Linked DNA regions of Homo sapiens: region 2 is linked to region 1. A link is an interaction called in ENCODE POLR2A ChIA-PET data of the cell type or tissue named here. Cell type or tissue: OCI-LY7. All regions are shown on one strand. Region 1 overlaps CPEB3 (cytoplasmic polyadenylation element binding protein 3). Region 2 overlaps CPEB3 (cytoplasmic polyadenylation element binding protein 3).

Region 1 (5,000 bases):
GGGGTTTCACCACGTTGGCCAGGATGGTCTTTATCTCTTGACCTCTTGATCCGACTGCCTCGGCCTCCCAAAGTGTTGGGATTACAGGCGTGAGCCACGGTGCCCAGCCTGGAGTTTCTTATAAAATCTTTTGTTGCTCACTTTCATCCAGAGACCTGCTGAAGTCAAAGAGGTCAAAGAATTAGAGAGAATACCAAGAAAGGTAAAAAGTGTTCTGCTTTTCACCAATTAGTGATACTTTCAATCTGCAAAACACTGCCTAAGGCTCTTGTTTTACTGCATCATAAGGAAGTTTAGGTTGGAAGTAATCAGCGTACGATAGAGAATAATAATTTGAAAACTACCAAGCTTCCTTTCAGTTTCATCTTTCCAAGCTGAAAAGTTCTAGGAGCTTATGGAAAGGGTCAAAAAGGATCCATGTAGGTATGTTTAACTTCTGGAGGACAAAAAGGGTACCCCTTTACATTTGGGAAACTAAGTAGTTATAGGAACATGTAAAAACTTTATTTGATATAGTGGTTGTAAACTACATAATTCTTTACCGTAAATGGTAGACACAGGAAAGAAAAGAAGTCAAATAAGGATCAGCTAAATTTGGGTTTGCATGATTTCCTTGATAACCCTTTATTATTATTCTAGAAATATTTAGGGAATATTGCTAACTTTTTAGATAGCACACCCTCCTCTAAATATTCCTTGGTTAAAGTTTGAAAAGATCCTCCATATATGCGATTTCCTTAAGTTCTGATGGGCAGTGATTTTGAAGTCTTGATGGGCTTTTAGGTAGACTTTCCAGTGACTGGCTAATCATTGTTATATTTGAATACCCCAGAAAAGGATGAAAGCTGGTTTAGAGTAAATCACATATAGTTTTCATAGATATTAATATTTTTTGATAATGAATCCAAATAAGGTCTTGATTATCCAAAAACGATGGTGAGAACATTGAGATAGCTAGTTGAAATGAGAATATACTTTCTCCCTACTGAGTGAAAGCCTTGTTCTGGTGACAGTTTTTCCTATTATAGGTTCTGATCAAGGTGGTGGTAGGAGATAACACTTGTTGCCAACTATAATTTTCAGGGACTCTAAAATGACTTAGGAACTGAAAAAACGTAAGGCACGTAGAACAATTATATATAGATACAGTACATGTATCTTTTAACAATGGGGTAGTTTTTGAAATTCCTAATAATTAGCTTCTAGTAAATATGAAAACGTTTATGAAATCTATAAAAAATAGATGGTTCTTTTAGATTTTACTCATATGGCTTTTTAATAGAAAACATGATCTAATCTAAGAAAATAATTTTACTATATTACAAATGCTAGCAAAATTGTCTCTGCAAAACCAGAGAGAGATGAAACATTTTTTTCCTAATAAGGTTTGAAACGATAAAAACTAAAAATTTTCATTGAAAGCTCTATAATGCTTCATGATAAAGTTAGAACAGTTTTATCAGAATCCATCAAATTCTAGTGGATTTTCTTATTTATGGATGTATTTAAGATTTTCTCATTCAATACATACATACACACCAATATAAGTGATGCTTCACTTGCGAGGGTTTTGTTTTTCCCTGCCTCTTTTTTTTTTTTTTTTTTTGAGACGGAGTCTTGCTCTGTCGCCCTGGCTGGAGTACAGTGGCGCAATCTCGGCTCACTGCAACCTCCACATTCCGAGTTCAAGTGATTCTCCTGCCTCAGCCTCCCAAGTAGCTGGGATTATGGGCATCCACCACCACACCCAGCTAATTTTTGTATTTTTAGTAGAGATGGGGTTTCACCATGTTGGCCAGGCTGGTCTCTAACTCATGACCTCAGATGATCTGCCCTCCTCGGCTTCCCAAAGTGCTGGGATTATAGGCATGAACCACTGCGCCCGGCCTTCCCTACCTCTTAATATGAAATGACCTTTTACAAATTATCGTAGCCTGGGGAGCAATAAGAAATCAGGATGGTCCTGTCTAGGCAAAAACTTCATTTGCTTAGGAATTCATGATTCTCCCTTTTTATTTAAGGCAAATGCCCTGCTTTGTCTACTGTGATGCTTTCCTTTTGGGCAAAAAGAACTTAATAATGCTATTTGCCTCCAGTCCCCTGTAACGGAGTTTACCATCAAATGATCACTGACTCTTTTGCAATTATGTAATATAAAACTGTGTATGTTGTAAAAATCAATCATTTTAACCTTATCTCCAGCTTTTTCTGTATACTTTCTCCGCAAAATACTGTTGACATTTATTTAAACAATGGTAGTGAAATAAGATTAACATTTTTTGAGAATTTCATGATAACCCTTGACATAATTGAACATTAAAACCTTGCAGAGCCAAGTTTATAGATATTAGCTTTACACAAAAGCATTGTTTCAATAACTATTTTGTTGAAGGAATTTGGTCAAGAAAGCTTTCTAAGTACATTTTTTTTTTTTCATATAAGACTCTCTCAAATTTTCCTTTTGGTACATCTACCTCCTTGTCCCAAATAATTAATGAAGAAAACATAACAAAAATGTCTGCATCTTCCATTCTTGCCCCTAGGGGCCATTAGTTGAAGCATCTGTTTCTGACTTAACATCTTATAGACCAGGGGTTGGCAAACTTTGTGAAGTGCTAAAGAGTAAATATTTTAGGCTTTACGGGCCACATGGTCTCTGTCACATATTGTTCTTTGTTTTATTTTTGGTTTGGTTGTGTTTACAAGCCTTTCTAAATGTAAAAATGATGCTTAACTCAGAGGCATACAAAAACAGGAAGCCAGCTGTGTCAGCAGACGTTTGCAACTCCTGTTATAGACTTAAGGATGAACATGTGGAGATTAGCATTATATTCAAGGTCATATCACTAGTTAGTGTTAGGGAGAGCCACCAGAACCCTAGATTTTTAGGCCAATCATTTTCCCCCATTCTGTCTCTTTTATGAATTTTACCGTCTTCCTTCTGGTTGCCATTCTGATTATTATATTGCATTTTTGAGCCACTATGAAACCTCTCTTTTTATTCTCTCTAAGCTTCAAATTTATATACTTGTTTGAATCTATTTTTTTTTTTTTTTTTTTTTTTGCTGCTTGAATGGAAGGACAGTATAAATGGTTGTTTAAATAAAATGTTTAATCCAAGGAGTTGGCATGTTTAAATTGGAATGCAGGAGATGTGTTAAATTTCAGACTATTATAACAGAAGCTTCTTTTTTTGTTTTTTTTTATTTATTTGTTGTTGAAACTTTGGCTTTAAGACTTTTCATGTGTATGTTTTATGACTTAATTTTTAAAACTGTTGTAACTGCTTTGGCCTTTGATAGCATTGTTATAGATTAATCTGTTTTAGATTTTTGTAATGTTTATATTTTAAGATGTGTTTGAAATGATTACATTAAACATTCTTTTTGCTTAAAATTATTTTATTTTTTAGGACGCATGGGGATAAATTTCCATCATCCAGGAACAGATAATATTATGGCACTTAACAGTAAGTCTTCATATGAAATATTCTATTAAATTAGCAGTCAAGTTTGCAGCATGTAGTTTCTACATTCTTGATTGTTGGTTACATTTTAACCTTCCGCTGAAAGGAGTATAGACCATTGTTCTGTACTAGTGGTTCTCAAAGTGTGGTCCCTGGACCAGCAGCATCAGCATTGCTTGGGAGCTTATTAAAATCTCAGGCCCCATGACAGGGCTATTGAATCAGACACTTAAGGATGAGGCCCGGAGGTCTGTATTTTAACAAGCCTGTATGTGATTGTGATTCAGGCTAAAGTTTGAAAATTGCTGCTTCAAACCAGGGTTGGCAAACTATAGCTCTGCAAGCTGGATCTGTTTTTGTAAATGAAGTTTTATTGGAATATAGCCACACCCATTCATTTATGGATTGTCTGTGGCTACTTTTGTGCTACAAAGGCAGAGCCACAAAGGCCAAACTATTTACCATCTGACCCTTTACAGAAAATGTTTGCCAACTCCTGCTGTATACCATTGGGTTGGAGGAATGAAGGAGGTAGGTGAAGGGAGAGAGGAAGTGGGGTAGAGAATATAATGTGAATGAATAAATCAACTTATTTATACATAACTCAGAATTTTTTCATGGTGGTAGATAGCCAGGTATTTCAAGCTGGACATCCAGGGGTCTCCCATTAATGGAATTTGCATGGTATATATGTCAGCAGCTTTATAGGTTTGAAACAGTTTTGTCAGTATAATTGTTTGATCAAGTTCTAAAGCAGCAAAAACTTACTAACTGGAAAGTCATTATATTAATTAACACCAGAAGAAATAATCTGGGTGGCATCAGCTCTCCTTCCTAGTGTCAATGGATCAGATACCTTTGCAGAAGAACAGTCTCTAAATGGAAATTGTTCATTTTCAGAAGGACCTGTATAAGCCATTGAATCTTTTAGACTTTAAGTTTTCTCCTCTAGTAAATGAGTGATATCAGATTGTCCCCTCTCATCTTCCCAGATATACAAGCTGACTCTCAATACACATGGGAGACATACTGGATAAATCTAGGGTTGTGTACAATATTATTTCTTTCCCTCTTGCTTGAGTAGGTATGTTGAATGTCATTGGAGTTCTTTAGAACAGATTTTAGGTTATCTCTAAAATATATATTTCACATCTCCTTGGTCTGACATGCAACCAATGAGTACTGCTGAGAACCACTGGCAGTGCTTGATGATGCAGGTCCTAAGCCTCTCCATGCATATTTTTTTCTAGATTGCTAGTATCCCTGCCTTTTGGCAGGGTTAGGGAGATGGTCTTAGAGACAATAAGAATTCCAAAGTATCTACCTCTAATTTTCTAACTTCTAAATGAAAGGTCACTTTAAATTTAGATTATGCTGCCTCTAACTTTTTTTCTAGTCGATGGGAATTAATAAACATGCTTAACTTGCTGAACTTGAGCAATAATTAATTGTGAAAAGACTTCAGTTAGATTATGGGATTTAAAGTTGAATGTAAAAGAAAAGAACAGTATGGTAGTGTGTCTGCCTGAAGGAA
Region 2 (5,000 bases), 73 kb before region 1:
TTTTAGGCCCAGTACCTGGGTTACAAAGATGAATATAGTCCCAAACCTGGAGGTCTTCTAGGAAAGGCAGATGTGTAAACAAATAATTACACTGAAATATGAAGAATAAATACTGTAATAGAGATATATGTGTCTTACAAAGTTGTATAAAGGAAGGAATCAGCAATTCTGCTTACATGGTCAAGGAAAGCTTCAAATAATGGACATTTGAGTTAGGTTGGCATGGCTGGGAAGAGTACGTGTAGAAGAGTTAAGTTTGGGCTGGGCACAGTGGCTCATGCCTGTAATCCCAGTACTTTGAGAGGCTGAGGCGGGCGGATCACGAGGTCAAGAGATCGAGACCATCCTGGCCAACATGGTGAAACCCCATCTACTAAAAATACAAAAATTAGCTGGGTGTGGTGGCACGTGCCTGTAGTCCCAGCTACTCAGGAGGCTGAGGCAGGAGAATTGCTTGAACCCAGGAGGCGGAGGTTGCAGTGAGCCAAGATGCGCCACCGCACTCTAGCTGGGCAACAGAGTGAGACTCTGTTTCAAAAAAAAAAAAAAAGAAAAAAGGTTTGTATTTTATCCTCATGGCAAGGGAAAAGTTATTGGAGAGTTTTAGGAAGGGGCATAACATGGTAAAACTATGTTCGAATGATTACTCAGGATTTAGTATGGAGGCCACATTTGGAAGAATACTAGATGAGAGACATTAGGAGATCACTGCTGTAGTTCAGGTACAGTATTATACTGGTTGTGAATGGAGACGATAGGATGTCAGTCAGAAATTTAGGAGGCAGGATTAATAAGTTTTATCAACCAGTTGGACTTGTCTCTCAGGGAAAAGGGGAAGAATCATGTCCAGGTTCCTAACTTGTGTGACTACACTGATGGTGGTGCCATTAAATAGGATAAGTTAACCAAATATAAATGCACAAGCAAATTTATGGGAGAAGAGGTGCTAATAGGATCTTCTGATAGAGAAATAGTTAAAAGCAGTCTGTAGCTTAAAAACATTTCATCCGGAGACCTAAACAGTGGTGAACTTTATGAATATAACATTGATTAGGGAGAGTATGCAGAATTAGGAGAACCCTGGGGGAGACTGTATTTAGGGGCAGAAGATTGAGAAGAAACATTAAGAGATAAGTAAAGATACAGGAGAGCAGTATCTTAAATGAAAATGGAATAGTGTTGTATTAGTTTGCTACTGTTGTGTAACAAATCATCACAAGCTTAATGGCTTAAAACAACATTTATTAACTAACAGTTCCATAGGTCAGAAGTGTGGTGCACCACGGTTAGGTTCTTTGTTCAGGGTGTTAATAGACTGAAATCAAGATGGTGGCCCTGCGGAGTTCTCATCTAGAAGCTCTTGGGAGAAATCCATCTTCAAGTGCCTTCTTGTTGGAAGAATTGCAGTTATAGGATGTGGGTTCTTTTTTAGCTTCTAGCCTGGAATCTTGGGAAGGCATCTTAAATTCTTATCAGAAGTGTTTTATGAAGAATGCACAAAGAAAATAGGACTTGAAAAGTGTTAGTTGGTCATTGGTGACTTTGGTAATGTCAGTACCAAGAGCAATTTTTGTAGAATGGTAGGGGCAGAAGCCAGACTGCAGTAAGTTGGGGAGTTAACTGGAAGTAAGGAAGTTAACTAAGATCTAGAGTTTCTTTCAAATAGCCTGCCAGGAATGGGAATGAGAGAGCTGAGAATAATTAAATTAATGAGCTAGGTCTCAAGGAAACTAGAAGGAATGGGTTCTAGACCACAGAAGGAGGGATTAATTGTGGTCTTGTAGGGAGACTCAGCTTCCTCTGAGAAAGGAGGAAAGGGAATATGAAAGGGAATACAGGTAAGTTTGTAAGGGAGGGCTTGTTGGTGGGCAGTAGGGAAATTGGAGACATTACTACCTAATAGCCTCAGTATTCTCTTAGGAGTTACAGACAAGAGAACTGGGTGCAGCAGCTCATGCCTGTAATCCCAACACTTTGCGAGGCCAAGGCGGGAGAATAACTGGAGGCCCGGCATTTGAAACTAGCCTGGGTGATGTGGCAGCACTCCATCGCCAGAAAAAAAAATAAAAATAAAAATAAAAAATAAAAAAATAAGGAAAAGGGAAAAGGAAAGAAAAATTAGCTGGGTGTGGTGGTATATGCCGGTAGTCCTAGGTACTTGGGAGACTGAGGTGGGAGGATCTCTTGAGCCAAGGAGATCAAGGCTACAGTGAGAGGTATGATCATGCCACTGAACTCTGGCTTGGGTGACTGAGCGAGCAAGACTCTGTCTGTATAAAAAGAAAAATGTTAGAGACAAGGTCTATAAAAAAGGGAGGTAAAATTGGAATTGCTACTTTGTGGCCAGGAGGCCCTTCATAAAATTATGGAATGAATGAAACGAATTAACCCAAGACTAACAAACAGAGAGTGAGAAACATAAAAAAACCCAAGGTGCTCTCCAGATTGTCCACTAAGCTACATCTAGCTCACCTGGCTACCTTTTTGCTCCCTTTTCTCTTATTCTGTTCTCAAACTTAGTCATGTCTAGAATTACTTAACAGATCATCACTCAGAAGATGTGGACTTCCTGCATGTAAATTGCCTTAGCTTTTAACATTTTTAAAAGCTTTCTAGGTTACCTAGGGAATATTGAATAATTGACCAAAATTATTATTTCTTTTCTTAGACTGTGAGCTCTTTGAAGTCAAGGAACTTTGCATTTTTTTTTTTTTAAAGGCAGGGTCTCACTCTGTTGCCCAGGCTGAGGTGCATTGACACAATCATGGCTCACTGCAGCCTCAACTTCCTGGGATCAAGCAGTCCTCCCACCTCAGCCTCCTGAGTACCTGGGACCACAGGTGCACATCACCATGCTCAGCTAATTTTTAAATATTTTGTAGAGATAAGGTCTCACTATATTGCCTAAGGTGGTCTCAAACTCTTGGGCTCAAGTGATTCTCCTAGTTCAGCCTCCCAAAGTTCTGGGATTACAGGCATGAGCTACCATGCCTGGCCACAGAATTTTGAGTCTTTACAAACTCAAATCTTTACATTTGGTGCCTCTAGTACAGCCTGGCACATAGGGAACCCCTAGTTTATTTCTTTAGCTTAAATGACACAGACCTAAGGCTCCCCCTCCTATTTGGCCAGATCATACTATTTTTTTCTCTTTACCTTTACAAATATATTGTGTGTTTTGTAAACTTTAATAAATTTTTTTGAGGCAGAGTCTCACTGTCACCCAGGCTGTAGTGCAGTGGCACAATCACAGCTCACTGCAGCCTCAAACTCCCTGGGCTTTGGTGATGATTCCACCTCAGCCTCTCAAGTAGCTGGGACTATAGGCACATGCCACCATGCCTGGCTAATTTTTCTATTTGTATTTTTGTAAACTTTATGGAAGTACTGTATAACATGTACAGAAAATTACACAAAAAATAAATGTTTAGTTTTCTGAATTTTCTTTTCTTTCTTTTCTTTTTTTTTTTTTTTTTTTTTGTTTTGAGACAGAGTCTTGCTCTGTTGTCAGGCTGGAGTGCGGTGGTGCGATCTCGGCTCACTGCAACCTCCACCTCTCGGGTTCAAGTGATTCTCCTGCCTCAGCCTCCCGAGTAGCTGGGACAACAGGCGTGTGCCACCACACCTGGCTAATTTTTGTATATTTAGTAGAGATGGCATTTCACCATGTTGGCCAGGATGGTCTTAATCTCTTGACCTTGTGATCCGCCTGCCTCGGCCTCCCAAAGTGCTGGGATTACAGGCGTGAGCTACCGTGCCCAGCCTAGTTTTCTGAATTTTCAAAGTGAACACCCAGTTCAACAAACAGAATAAGTATGTCACCAGCATCACTGAAGTCCCCTTTTATGTTCCCTAGCAATCATTATTTCCCTGTAAAGGCAATTACTATCTTGACTTCTAATACTGTAAATTAGTTTTATTATAACTTTAAGTTGGAGGTTGCAGTGAGCTGTCATCACACCACTTCACTCCAGCCTAGGCAACAGAGCGAGACCCTGTCTCAAAAAAAAAAGGAACTTTAAGTGGAATCATATAGCATATAGTATATACTTTTTTGCATCAGACATTTCACTTAGCATTGCATTCATGCAATTTATGTATGCTGTTTTATACAGTTGGAGTCAGGCCAGGCACAGTGGCTCACACATGTAATCTCAGCACTTTGGGAGGCCGAGGTGGGAGGATCACTTGAACTCAGGAATTTGAGATGAGCCTGGGCAACACGGCAAAACCCTCATCTCTACAAAAACATACAAAAATTAGCCAGGCATGGTGGCAGGCACCTGTAGTCCCAGCTACAAAAAATAAAAATTAAAAAAAAAAAGTTGGCATCTATTCATTATCTTTGCCTTATCATATTCCATTATATGAGTCCCTCACAAATTTATTTATCCATTCTATTACAGATGGATATTTGGGTTGTTTTCAGGTTTGGCTATTATGAATAATGCTGCTTCGAACATATCTTGGTGAACATGTCTGCATTTCTATTGGGTGTATAGCTAGAGGCTAAATTGCTGGGTCATAAGGTTTGTGAATGTTTAGCTTTAATAGACACTGCTAAATGATTTTGCATTGTGGTTGTATAGTTATACCGAACTATACTTTCACCAGCATTGTTTGAAAAATGGGTTGCTTAAAAAAAGGAGGGGTTGCTCCCATCCTTGCTAATGCTTGGTATTGTCTGCCTTTTCCAGTTCTAGCCATTCTGATTTTATTCTGCCTTTTTTTGTTTCTGTTGATTAGTGAGGTAGAGCACCTTTTCATATGCTTTTTGGTCATTTGAATATCTTTCGGTGAAATCTTTTGCCTATTCTTGGGGGGATATTTACTCTTATTGATTTGTAGGAGTCCTTTATATATTCTGGTTACAAGTCTTTTGTTGAAAAAAAATATATATAGAGAGAGAGAGCATATATTCTCCCATTCTGTGAGTTTTTATTCGAATACTGTCTTACTTATGGTTACTGGTTTTGTGACTTCTTTTTTTTTTTTTTCTT

Evidence for each region. ChIA-PET counts read pairs that join two places held together with the same protein. Peaks named below come from ENCODE experiments on the same cell type or tissue, not always from the same donor. Only the 100,000 strongest peaks of a DNase experiment are listed, where the experiment ranks them.
Region 2: POLR2A ChIA-PET joins it to region 1 with 7 read pairs; 4 of 35 experiments call an interaction of 5 or more read pairs at or near these places.

The regions. Positions count from the first base shown.
Region 1 is chr10:92,179,432-92,184,431 of GRCh38, reverse strand. It overlaps CPEB3 (cytoplasmic polyadenylation element binding protein 3), which reads left to right. Exons shown (of 10, transcript NM_014912.5): 4 at 3,413-3,469. Among named protein-coding and RNA genes, the nearest start is that of CPEB3, 110 kb to the left of the region's middle. In OCI-LY7, CTCF peaks have their summits at 2,346 and 2,545; DNase peaks (open chromatin) are centred at 2,561 and 2,771; H3K4me3 peaks cover 448 bases; H3K27ac peaks cover 634 bases.
Region 2 is chr10:92,251,944-92,256,943 of GRCh38, reverse strand. The region is part of intron 1 of CPEB3 (cytoplasmic polyadenylation element binding protein 3); the gene reads left to right. Among named protein-coding and RNA genes, the nearest start is that of CPEB3, 37 kb to the left of the region's middle. In OCI-LY7, no CTCF peak of the experiment used is centred here; no DNase peak of the experiment used is centred here.